Linked DNA regions of Mus musculus: region 2 is linked to region 1. The links are chromatin contacts, found by Hi-C or POLR2A ChIA-PET in ENCODE. All regions are on one chromosome and are shown on one strand. The core of a region is the stretch at or near the end of the contact, and the rest is flanking DNA. Distances in the headings are between cores, read along the strand shown.

What was found. A loop is a pair of places that touch in the nucleus more often than their neighbours do. ChIA-PET counts read pairs that join two places held with the same protein, here RNA polymerase II (POLR2A).
Region 2: POLR2A ChIA-PET joins it to region 1 with 15 read pairs in embryonic stem cell. The contact joins the promoter of Zpbp here to the promoter of Fignl1 in region 1. A Hi-C loop is called at or near these places in 3 of 37 maps with a recorded cell type or tissue (T-helper 17 cell and v-Abl transformed pro-B cells). POLR2A ChIA-PET finds 5 or more read pairs at or near these places in 1 of 5 experiments (embryonic stem cell).

Annotation. Positions count from the first base shown.
Region 1 is chr11:11,805,196-11,811,227 of GRCm38, reverse strand. It overlaps Fignl1 (fidgetin-like 1), which reads left to right and starts at 2,266. Exons shown (of 3, transcript NM_021891.3): 1 at 2,266-2,333; 2 at 5,013-5,132.
Region 2 is chr11:11,458,543-11,464,574 of GRCm38, reverse strand. It overlaps Zpbp (zona pellucida binding protein), which reads left to right and starts at 2,156. Exons shown (of 8, transcript NM_015785.2): 1 at 2,156-2,511; 2 at 4,796-4,876. The coding sequence starts at 2,211. It overlaps Spata48 (spermatogenesis associated 48), which reads right to left and starts at 831. Exons shown (of 9, transcript NM_001347068.1): 1 at 1-831. The coding sequence starts at 319.

The DNA.
Region 1 (6,032 bases), core at 1,017-3,516:
GAGTGAAGGTTGCCCCGTTCGGGAATATAAAGGCTAACGAGAACTTTGTCAGACTTGTTAAAATTCTGCCTCTGGTCGTAGGGGAGAGCACCGTCTAATGAAAACTTTTCATTAGGACTGTATGTTCCATTCATGTTAGACTGTATATCCGAGGAATGGCTGGCTACATCTCCAATCTTCACGGGTCCTCTTTCACCAAGGCATGTTTGAAGTGGATTTCAGGATCCAACTGTACTCGGGGAATCTCAGAAAAAGAGACAGATTTAATTTTGTCCCATCTTCTTTCCTATCTCTACAACAGCCCACTTCTCACATTGCTTACAAACATAGTTTTTTTTTTTCTTCCCTGAGACAGGGTTTCCCTGGCTGTCCTGGAACTCACTTTGTAGACCTCTGGCCTCGAACTCAGAAATCTGCCTGCCTCTGCCTCCCGAGTGCTGGGATTAAAGGCGTGTGCCACCATGCCCGGCCAAACACAGTTTTATAAACACTTATTATTGTGTGTTTGTGGGGAAAGGACATGTGCCTAGAAGTCAAAGGACAACTGTGTGGAGTTGTTTTGAATCCTTCCACTTTTTCGTGGGTTCTGGAAGCCACACTAAGGCCACCAAGGTTGCACAGGAAATAAATACCTTTACCTGAGACATCTTGCTAGCTTACAAACACAATTTTTCTGGCAGAGGATGCATATTATTTGGGATCATTTTATTTTCTCTGATCAAAACAAATTAGCCAGCTGAACTGTAACAAGCATTGTCTGAGATTATGGTTATAAACTCATAAATACATAAACAAGAAGAAGCTCTCCCACCAAGGACCAGTTCTGTCTGCTTAGGTGGCAATTTCTTTCTTGCAGGTCCAATAACTTCTGACCATGAAAATAGAGTCTATCAAAAGCAGTTTGTGTTCTCGGTCAGCAAGTTTACTACTTGCATAGCTTAAGCCTTAAACTCTTCCACAGTAGACACTGGGTTGTGAGCCTAACAAAGCCAATTTAAAAAAGACGGACGCCAGAGAATAATGTTGCTTTTTGCAGGATTCCTGGTCTTATAAAAAAATAATTAAAACAAAACAAAACCCAGACTCAGTAGGAAACCGAAAGGCAATTTTGAATTTAGGGGAAAAATAAGACAAGCTAGACATGTTGGCAGCCTCTGGAGGAGGCAGACGGATAAGGGGAAAAGAGACCATGCTTTTGGAGTTAAAGGTCAGAAAGGCAGGCAGGCTCAACAATGCAGGCCTGGGAATGGCTGCATGGGTAAGGAAGGTCTTCAGCCTGATTAAAAATGCCCAGAGCCGTAGAGCAAGCAGGGTTAGGAGTGTTGGTCAGTATTTGAAGGAGATAGGATGAATAAAAGAAAAGTACAGTTTTCCCAGTGAAAACAGGCAGGCTTAGCGATGAGGGTTGTAGACAAAGAAACCAAAAAAAAAAAAAAAAAAACCACCCAACAACCCAGCACAGCCCCCCTCCTCTCCCCTCTCTGACAATCAGCTCCCGACTGCTTGGAGCCTGACCCAATGGCTTGTTATGCCTATACAAACAATTAAGAACCTAACCCTTGGTGACCTCTCCCCAAATTGCAAGCCGTCTTGGTTGGTAATAGAGAGGTGGGGGTGGGGTGAGGTGGGGCCCAAAGCTATGAGGGGAAAGTTCCCTCGGTGACTCCAGGACTGTCCATGTTTTAGCTACCTACGATTAGTTTTTTTAAAAAAAAAAAAAAAAAAAAGCTCTTCAGTTCTTACTGGACCCCTGCCAGCTACTACTTCGGTAATCTCGGTATTCCGTCTAATGCTGGCTGTAGCCTTTGCTAAACCTTCCTGTATTCGAGTCTCACTATTTGATAGCTGCTGCTGAACTGGTTAAGGCCGGAGGGCGCCGGGGCGGGCAGGCTCTGGAGTGGCGGCCCGGAGGCTACACCTCCCCTTCCCCCTCCCGGGCCGCTTTCGCCCTCCCAGGGGACTCGTGCTCTCTACACTCCTGAGCTTTCTTTCCTCTCTCACTGCCTCTGCCTAGGTGCCTTTGCAGCACCTAGCTCGGCAAAAAGAACATATTAAGGCTGCAGTGAACGGGAAGCCAAGGGTTTGCTTAGATTTATCGCCACCGCGCGGGCTAAATCTCCCTCATAGAGCGCGGGCCGGAAACCCAAATTCCCGCGTTAAGGCCTGGGCGGTGACCTCAGGCCTTCCGAGACTCCGCCCTCACGCTGCGTGCAGCGCGCGCTCAGCCGCCCTTACTCTACACGCATGCGCAACGCGGGCCGAGCCGTCACTTCGCGCAGGCGCACTTCGAAAGGCGCGCTTTTCGGTGGCTGCGGTCCCGGCAGGGAGCACAGGTGGGCCCCGGTAGGCTGCTGTTCGCCGCTAAGCCGGCGGGCGGAGGCTGTGGTTGCCATGCCGGGTGTACTTTGGTTTTGTTTTCTTCTGTCCGTTCTTGGCCTCGGGTTGTCGGAGAGGGTGGCCTTGGGAAGCCCGCGGCCAGACGGCGGCTGGGGCTGAGGGACGCCGTTGGGCGTGACGGTTTGGGGTCAGTCAGCCACAGCTACCCCCCGCTAGGACTGCTGGGAATGCTGTAGCTGGTTTGCCACCTAAATGTACTCATTTTGAGTTTCGTGCTTTCGGCAATACTAACACAGGTGAATTTTCTCCGAAAATCAGAAATGCTCCAGCATCTGAACTTGACGCCTAAAATAACATCCTCATCATGAAACTTTTTTTTTTTTTTTAAATTCATTCCTGCTCAGAAAATAGTATCTACAGTTAACCGTCTGGTTATGTAGCTAATGTATATTTTAAGTATACGTGAGTTGTATTTAGAATGGAGTCCCCTACCTGATGTATGTGTCAATACCTAGAAATCAGACACACTCCTGACCCCGAGCAGTTGGACTAAAGATACTTTTCAGTTGTGATAACTGGTTCCAGGCCATACGCAGTCGCTACGGCCTGAGGGGGGAACCTTCCAAAGGGAAGAAATAATAATTCATAATCTATCATATTTCTAAGTTCTGGGGACCCTATAATGCAACAACCTGTCAGCTAAATAATGGTGCACGCTGTTTCTCCCCAGGTGACGACATAGCTTAAGAGATATTCTCAGAGTCACTGCTGAAAGAACAGATTATGTATTCAGAATTCAGGGCCTGGGAAATGGCTTAGTGGGTCAAAGCTGCCGAACCTGAGGACCTGAATCCCTAAGAACTGTCCTGGTAAAAAGAGAAAATTCAGTTCCTGCAAGTTGCTCTCAGACTTCCCCAATTTATTACAATTAATTAAAACTTTTATGTCCAGTGTCTAAAGCTAGGTCTTACAGCTTCAGATCCTGTGTTCTAAATTCCTATGCTACTTTGCCACTAGTAAACTAGAGTTCTGTAAAGTTCAAAAATGATGTCTGGAATATAGTAGGCCCTCCAGTTTTTAATCATTTTAGTGGATACCATGAACTACGTACTAAAGAAAATCTAAATACAATGAGAAGTAGTTCTTGTTTGCAGAAGCTTCCTGTCTAGTTTGAATGACCAAAACATTCTTAATCAGAAAATTAACAAAGTAAAGAAAATTGAAATGTAACTCGGTTGCCCATACTTTATAGATTTCTATCAAGCACAAAGGTTAAAATGACTTAGAAGTGTTAGATAATACGGTCAGTACTTGTGTCATTGAGCAACAGACTGTTTTGGGTTGTATGTAGTTGTGGGATATGACTGACTGGAAAGGAAGGAAAACTTGGTCGATAACTTCTAAATACAAAGATGGTGGTGGAAGAGGACAGTTTTTGGAGAATGACTAGAATAGGTGATTTTAGGTGATAGACTGAAATGAAGCTATAAAGATAATTATAATCATTGCGAACCTTTGTGGAGGATATTTTCCAAGTTACTTCTCCTTCAGGTTCTTTTTTTTTTTGAGACAGGGTTTCTCTGTGTAACCCTGGCTGTCCTGGAACTCACTCTGTAGACCAGGCTGGCCTCGAACTCAGAAATCCACCTGCCTCTGCCTCTGCCTCCCGAGTGCTGGGATTCAAGGCGTGCGCCACCATGCCTGGCTTCCTTCAGGTTCTTATTTCTGGTGTTGTATAATGGAGAGTAAAATAAGGTTAAAGCAGATGAAAGCAGGGCTACTTACTTGCCTCAGAACTGTTGATCCAGTTTCAATTTAAGTAACAGTTTGACTAGATGTTAAGTTTCCCATTATTATAAGCAGAGATGTATGCTTACCTACTTATAATGTGGTAAATTTTTTCCACAGCATTGTCAGAGATAATAGCTATATTAACCAGGAGTGGTTACCCTTTTACTCCCGGTGCTTCAGAGGCAGAAACAGGTGAATCTCAGAAACAGGTGAGGTTGAGGCCAGCCTGGTCTACAGAGTGAGTTCCAGGGCAGCCAGGGTACACAGAGTAACCCTTTCTCAAAAACCTACCACCATCACCACCATCAAAGCTGTATTAAATATAGCTCACATAGAAAGTATTGATTATTTAGCTGTACTTCCAGATAAATAGAAATTAAATTTAAAATGTAGATATTCTTTTGCTTTATCATAGTTCTTAGGGAACCAAATGGTTTTCTTAAAATTTTTTCATCTTAGTATCTAGGCAAAAAGTTGTACATTACAAAAGTAGTTTTTTCATTATTTAGTGGTAGGTTGGGCACATTTGTGTCAAGCTGTGCATGTGGATGGCAGGGGACTGCTTTCAGGAACCACGTAGGCCTGAGAACTTAACTTGGCAGGCCTGTGCTAAGCTCTCTCCTTGGCCCCATTGTATATTTCCCTAAGATTCTTTACAACAATGTGAAGGGGCTTATGAGACTATCTCAGGAAAAATCTGAAATAAAACCCCTATCTAGTAGACTATTTGGCTTATTCTTAGAGTTTATTTTTTATAGGTTTTAATTTTTAACACTGAGAAATGGGGGAAAATTTGGAAGATTTGTGCCATCATGTTTCAAGTGTTTATTCACGATAAATCATTAAAGATATGAAACATGTCACCATCTTTCTGTTCCATGCAGCTCATCCTGTGCTGATAACATCGAGAAGTGTTCAGTGCCTGGTAAAGTACATAGACCTTGCTTCACTTGGAACTCGGCCTTGATTTCTGCCGTTGGTCATAATCAGCAGAGTTCTCTCTAGTGAGTCAGTTCTTTAACTCTCTCAGCTCAATTTCCACATTTGTATAGCAGGGGTACAAGTCTTCAAATCATTTTCATAATCACCTGATTTGATTCTCACAATGGTTCCTTCAGAAAAATATGAACATCCAAAAATTGTAAGTGGCTTGCATAATATTATCTGATTTTTCTTAGAAAACAGCCTTAAGATTTAAAGTTTCATTATGGCATCTTCATACTTAGTTTTGACCTGTTCCCCTCAGTGCTGCCTCCTACCCACCTACCCTTTCCCTTGTTCCTTCCCTCACTAGCCCCTCTTGCCTTCCTGTTACCTGTCCCATTGCCCTATTTCCCTCCTCCCTAAGGATGTCTACCTCCTCTCATGACCACCTTTTGTTTCCATGGTCTACAAAATACATACGTAAATGCACACACACACACAACACACACACACACACAATTTCTAACGCTTTGTACCTTCTTATTACGTGAGTCATTGCTCTATTTCTCAACTTCCTAAAAATCACAACCTCTTCTCATGATCCCCTTCTAGTTCTGACCTACAAACACATATAAATGTGTATGCACATAAAATCTCTAAATCTAGATTTTGCATTCTGAATGTCTTATTTTGCATAGCGTAAGATTTTCAGTTGCATTGATTTACTGCAAATGTCAGGATTTCATTTTTCTTTCTTTTTTTTTTTTTTTTTATGGTTTTCGAGGCAGGGTTTCTCTGTATAGCTCTGGCTGTCCTGGAACTCACTTTGTAGACCAGGCTGGCCTCGAACTCAGAAATCCGCCTGCCTCTGCCTCCCGAGTGCTGGGATTAAAGGCGTGCGCCACCACGCCCGGCTCATTTTTCTTTTTGACTGCATAGAACTTCATTATGTATTTATATGTCATCATTGATGTACATTG
Region 2 (6,032 bases), core at 907-3,406, 350 kb after region 1:
CATCGTCACGCAATGGTGCTAATGGATATGCCCTCCCATATGGTGGGGGATAGGGGTAGTGAAGATGATAGTCCGGCAAGACTGAAGGTGGATAAGGATGAAATTTTAAAAATGTAGGGTTGCATTTCTTTTCAAATCTGACACAGTTATGTCTGTCTTCAAGTCCTTTCACAGAGGGCATGTTCATTTTCTGTAAGAGGTTACTGTAGTGCGGGTAATCTGGATGCTCAATAGCCTTTCCTTCTGAGAAGATGAACCTTCTAGGGATACTGATCTTCCCAGGCATGGTCTTGACCTCCATATCCATGTACTGTCTCATCAGTTTTGAGGATTATGAATTAAATTCCTTTGTTTTTTTTTTTTTTTTTTTTTTTTACCATTTAACTATTAAAAACCCATATTTCCAGTAATGGAAGATTAGGATTAATCCACCATAAAATTAATTCAATTTTCTAAATGTTAGTCATTTAAAAAGTCTTAAGGTAATTTTTTTCTGCTGAAAGGGAGATAGGCCAGTATAGAAATAGGACATAATAATAATAATAAAAAAACACAAAAAGAGCCTTTGCTGCTTGGCAACAGGTAGAACCATAGCTCACGGAACTACTTATTATGTACATCATAATGGAATTCTTTAGGCAAACCACAGAAAAAAGTCCTAGTAATATTTCCATTATACCTTTTTCTCCAATGCTCAGGAAACCAATACACACACACATGCACACACACACATGTATATGTAAAAATTTAACATGTTCATATTTTGTGGGCAAGATAGTAACTGAAAGAATATACTGAAGTTGATGTAGTGAATACATATACAGTCTCTCTCTTTCATATATACTCTCTCTCTCTCTCTCTCTCTCTCCTACACACACACAAACACACACACACAAACACACACAAACTAGAAATAACTTTTCGGGTTGGAATAAATTATAAACATTGGTATATGTTTAATTTAAATACGCTAACAAGGAAGATATAGTATACTGATTTTTAAGAAAAATAATTCATAAATCATAGCCAATGTAAAAGTCCATTCTTAAATGCCTTAAATTATCTGCAGTTTCTTTAAGTTACCACAATTCTTAGAACGAAAACAATGAGGTATTTATGTTATTTCAGTAAATGGCAGCATAAAAAACGATCTATTTTAAACGATAAGCATAGCAGTCCACTTAAGAGCTGTTTTTTAACTAGACAATTTGGTTTTGCATGAAAATTGCAACTAAGTTTAATTATTACAATCCGAAGGGTAATAGCTCACACCTCCTTAAATAAAGAAGGTAAGCTTCTACAAGAGTCAGGTATAGAATATTTAAATCAGATCAATTGTATGATAGTAAGGATAAGCAGAATGTAGCCACGACCACCTATGATGATGACTGAAAATTTGCAATATACAACAAAACAAGCAATAACGTTGAAATAAATGGGTAAGTTTTCAGCATAAGGTCCTGGACAGTTTATCCAAAACACGAAGGTCAGTAAGTTTTTACTCCACTCCGTATTACCCATCTCTTCATATTAAAAGTGAAAACATTTAACAGCCTGCTTCTAGTGTTTCTATATATTTGTATAAAATTTATTTTTATCCTAGTTGGACTATCATTAAATCCTTCCAAAGGCAGAAAAGATGTATGATTCTTTCAATTTAAATACATTCTCATTCTAAACGGTCCGTGAGCTGGTTCTTTATGTTTTCCTGAATCCAAGTTGAGGATGATCTTCCAAGCCGAGTACTGCATGAAAGTCAATGTCATCTAAGGTCTATTTCCTCCATTTTCCCATCATGCCACTTTTTAAGGCAATACCTTTAATTTCTCCTAGGTGTTCACTGCATGCATTTTCTATTAAGTCCCACACACTGATAATGCACAATCGTTCGCATTACAACAGTCAGGAACTTCATGCATTGGCATTACTATAGCCAGGAAGTTTATGAGAGGTGTACATTCATTAAGTCATCCGTTCTCAGGATCTGCTGCCATTAGGCACCTAAAGGCTGAAACTCAATCCACTGCTAAGGTAATAAGAGGGGCTTCTCCTCTGCACACAGACACCACGGGAAGGCAAAGGTTAGAACTTTGCGACACAAGATTCTTCTCGCTTTGGAATCTCAGACCAGCCAGGTTCTGGAGGGTTTCCTTAGTGGTGCGGGGCCTCGAAGTCAAGGGAGCCCCTAGGGGATCGACCTCTTGCCTCCCATGTGTACCCAAGCTGGGTCCCAAGCTAGCACACCTCCCGCACATCACCCGAGCGGAAGTGGCGCGTCCGTCGGTCCGTCCTTCCGGCCTGCCGTCTGCCAACTTCCGGCGGCGGGTGGGCGCGCGCCAGGTAACGACCTTCTGCGCCGAGGCTCGGCCGTCGGCGGCGTGTGGATGGAGGCCTTGGCCCCGGGCCGGGCTCCGCGGGGCCGGCGGCGGGCCGGGGCCTCGGGCTCCGTGCTCTCGCCGCTGTCGCTGGCCGCCGTCCTGCTCTGCGCCTTGCTGCGGGCGCCCCCTGCAGGTGAGGCTCGGCGCCGCATGGCGGGAGCTCTGGCTGCCGCGGCTCCTCACGAGAATTGCGTTGGCCCCGTGTCACGTGACTCCGACTACACAAGGACACCCTCTCTGGCAGGGACAGCCCCAGTGAGCCTAGTTTTGTGTAGGAATCTTGAAAACTACATTTGCATAGAAAAGACCTCTGTGGGCTCGTGAAGGAGGCCCTGCTCCAAGAGATTATCCGAACTTTAAAAGTGCCTTAATAAAACTTCAGTTCGTGGGTCATTGCCAGCCGTGTGTTTCAGAGCGAGTCTATGTAGCTCTGTATAGTACTGAATTTGTGCTGTGAACCTAGTGAGCTTTTAGACCATCCTTGATAGTGCAGCGCCCTCTGTTGGTTCTGGATGTAAAATGCAGGGTGTAGTTGGAAACACGTATCCTAGTTTCAAAAATATATATCGGAGAAAGAAATGAGCGCTTACTAGATTGGCTTTTTAGCTAGCAAGGTTTGGTCTCTCTCCCTCTCCCTCTCTTTATGTTGAAATTGTAGACTTACTAGCAATAATCTGTGTCCCATAGATCCTAAATGTACTAAAGGTACATTTGTCAGAGTTAAAGTTTATTCAAATAAGAGAACTATAAAGTAACCAAGGATACAGATGTAGAAGAAGTGTGAAGAAAGGGATACTGTGGTTAAAGGAAAGAAATGGGGCATGCTTACTAGTTTTTTATTTTTTTTTTAACTTGACACAATCTGTAGTTACCAGGGAATAGGAAACCTCAATTGAAGATTTGACTATCAGATTGACGTATGAGCGGTCTGTGGGGGTATTTTTCTTAATTGCTTTTGATGTGGGAGGGGCCGGTCCTCTGGGAGGTGGTGTCATCCCTGGGCAGGTGGTCCCAGGCAATGTCAGAAAGCAGGCTGAGCAAGCCAGAGGAAGCTAGTCGGTAAGCACTATTCCCCCGTGCTTCCGCTTAGCCTGCTGCCTCCAAGTCTGGGTTTGAGTCCTGGATGCCTTTGCTTTCCTGGATCGGAAAGAGAGGCCCCTTGGTCTTGCAAACTGTATATGCCTCAGTACAGGGGAACGCCAGGGCCAAGAAGTGGGAGTGGGTGGGTGGGGGAGTGGTGGGGGAGGGTATGGAGGACTTTTGGGATTGCATTGGAAATGTAAATGAAGAAAATACCTAATTAAAAAATGTAATACTAAAACAAAGCATAACAAAACAAAAAAGGAGAGAAATAACCTGCCAGGGGAAATCAGTCCTCACTAGTCTTCTCCCAGGTTGATTTGGGGCGTGGTGTTTATCACAGGCACAGAAAGGAAGCTAGGATGGGGAGAGGGATATAAAAGATTACTCTCATCGAACACTAAAGTTCAAGTGATGGGCACAAAGAGTCCTGTGAGAATAGATTGTCTAATTATTCTGCGTGAAAAAGATGGAGTTGAGTATGGCTCTTGGCCTCATACGTGGTAATGAAATTTGTGTTTTTGTTTAAAAACATTGCCTGACTTTCCTTTTTTTTGATAAGGTCTATCAAAAACAGGATAAGCTTTTAGTATCTTAACATGTAAACTGTGACTGGTAAAGGCTGTAATTACATAGCACTTCATATCTCCGATGATAATTCTATAAGGCTGCAATTGTCAGTCTCATTTTGCAGATGAAAACCCTTAGACTTGAAGTTTAAAGTAACTTTCCTGTGGCAGAATTTGCATTTAAACTCCACTGCGGCCTTTAATGCCATAGTCTCTCCTCTTTACCTGCTGCTATTGAGGCGATTTGGGAGTAACACTTTACAGTCATTGTATTGCATTCTCTACCTCTTCTGTTCACAACATCACACTATCATAAATGCTCATTCAACAACGAATGAAGACTATCAGGAAGTGTTTCAAAATCATTGTCTTAATAGTTTTCATGTTATAGGTGTAGTGCTTGCAAAGGATTCTTGACTTAAACACTGATGCTTCTATCAATGGAGTTTGGACCAAGGAAAGTCTTCCATGACCATCAATTAATGAGGTCATGCAGGAAGTCTGAGGGAGGAGGGGTTTGTGATATGGGCCCTGTAAGGTGGGAGACTATGGTAAGTCAGCACAGAAAGGCTGGGCTAAGATTTATAAGGGGTAAGCCACAACTATATGGAATTCTTTAAGGACTATGCAGAGCAGTAGGTAACATATCATAGGACACTGATTCATACTTCCTGAAAAGGAGTCAAGATAAACTATACTCTTGTTTTAGTACTTGGGAATGTTTACAAGACAAACGTTGATCCCTTGTTTTCTTCTTGTTTTTCATAGTTGGACATTTGGCTCGACTGCCAAGAAGTATCCACTTGACTCAAGATTCACTGAAAATAGTGGGATCGACACATTTTCCTGGTACTCATCAATAGCTTTTGAGTAATTGGAAGTTACTAGCATCTGTTTACAGGGTGACAGTCCTGCGGAACAGTGCCATGTTCCTCAGTGACTCTCCTTCTGCAGAGCTCAGTTAAATGGTTTGTTTTGTTTTGTTTTGCAGAGCTGGAGTCATCCAAGGGTAATTCTGTGTGCAAAGAAAAGTTATTTCTAAAAGTTATCTGAGGTTTCTTGTAGTGCTTTTACTTGTAATGTATGCACTACTCACTATGGTATAAAATGTGGGGATCTTAAATATGCTAAAATAATTTTCAATTGAGATTTAAATATAATAAAGATTTTGGATATATCCTTTCATATATATATATATACATACATATACATACATATATATACACACACACATACATATATATATATACTTTCATGAGGCACATCAACTGCAACCTTTTTTGAATTTTTATTGCTTTAACTTACTTGCCACAAACACCTTTAATTGTTTTTTTAGTTGATGAGGCTGACAACTCTCAGAACTTACTAATTCCGCATCATCATCATCACGATGATGATGATGTGATGAAGTACCTCTGCTCACGAAGCAAGGACTCCTGGCCCTGAACGCTTGCTGATACCTTCAGATTGATATCTGCTGTTCTGGGCTTAGTTAAAACCACGCATTGCATGGTGTTTGTATGACACTGTTGTCGTCTTCTAAGTCTTCATTCCTTTTTATATCTGAATAATGTTCCTATGTATGCCAATGTTTTTACTTCTCTTAAGTCTGTCTTAGGAGAGTCATTTATGGCTAACGTGTATCAGTGATGTGTTGTTTCTCTTCATACCAGCAGTAGATGGAGGCCCAAACTTCCTAATATTCACACTGACACCTGTTACTGACCATCTGGCTTATTTTATTTTATTTTATTTTATTTTATTTTTTACGAGCATCCTAGTTGTGTGTGAAATGATACCTGCTGTGGTTTTGAGTTGTATGCTGCTAAAGACCAGTGAGCTGCCTCTTCTCATATGTCTGTAGAACATGTGGGTATCTTTCTTTCTGTAGGAATGCCTATTTGAGACCATATCTAGATCTTACTTTTTGTTGTTTTGGTTGAGTTGTAGAGTTCTTTATGTATCCTGGCTGTTAGAAGCTTATCATATGACTTAGAAATATTTT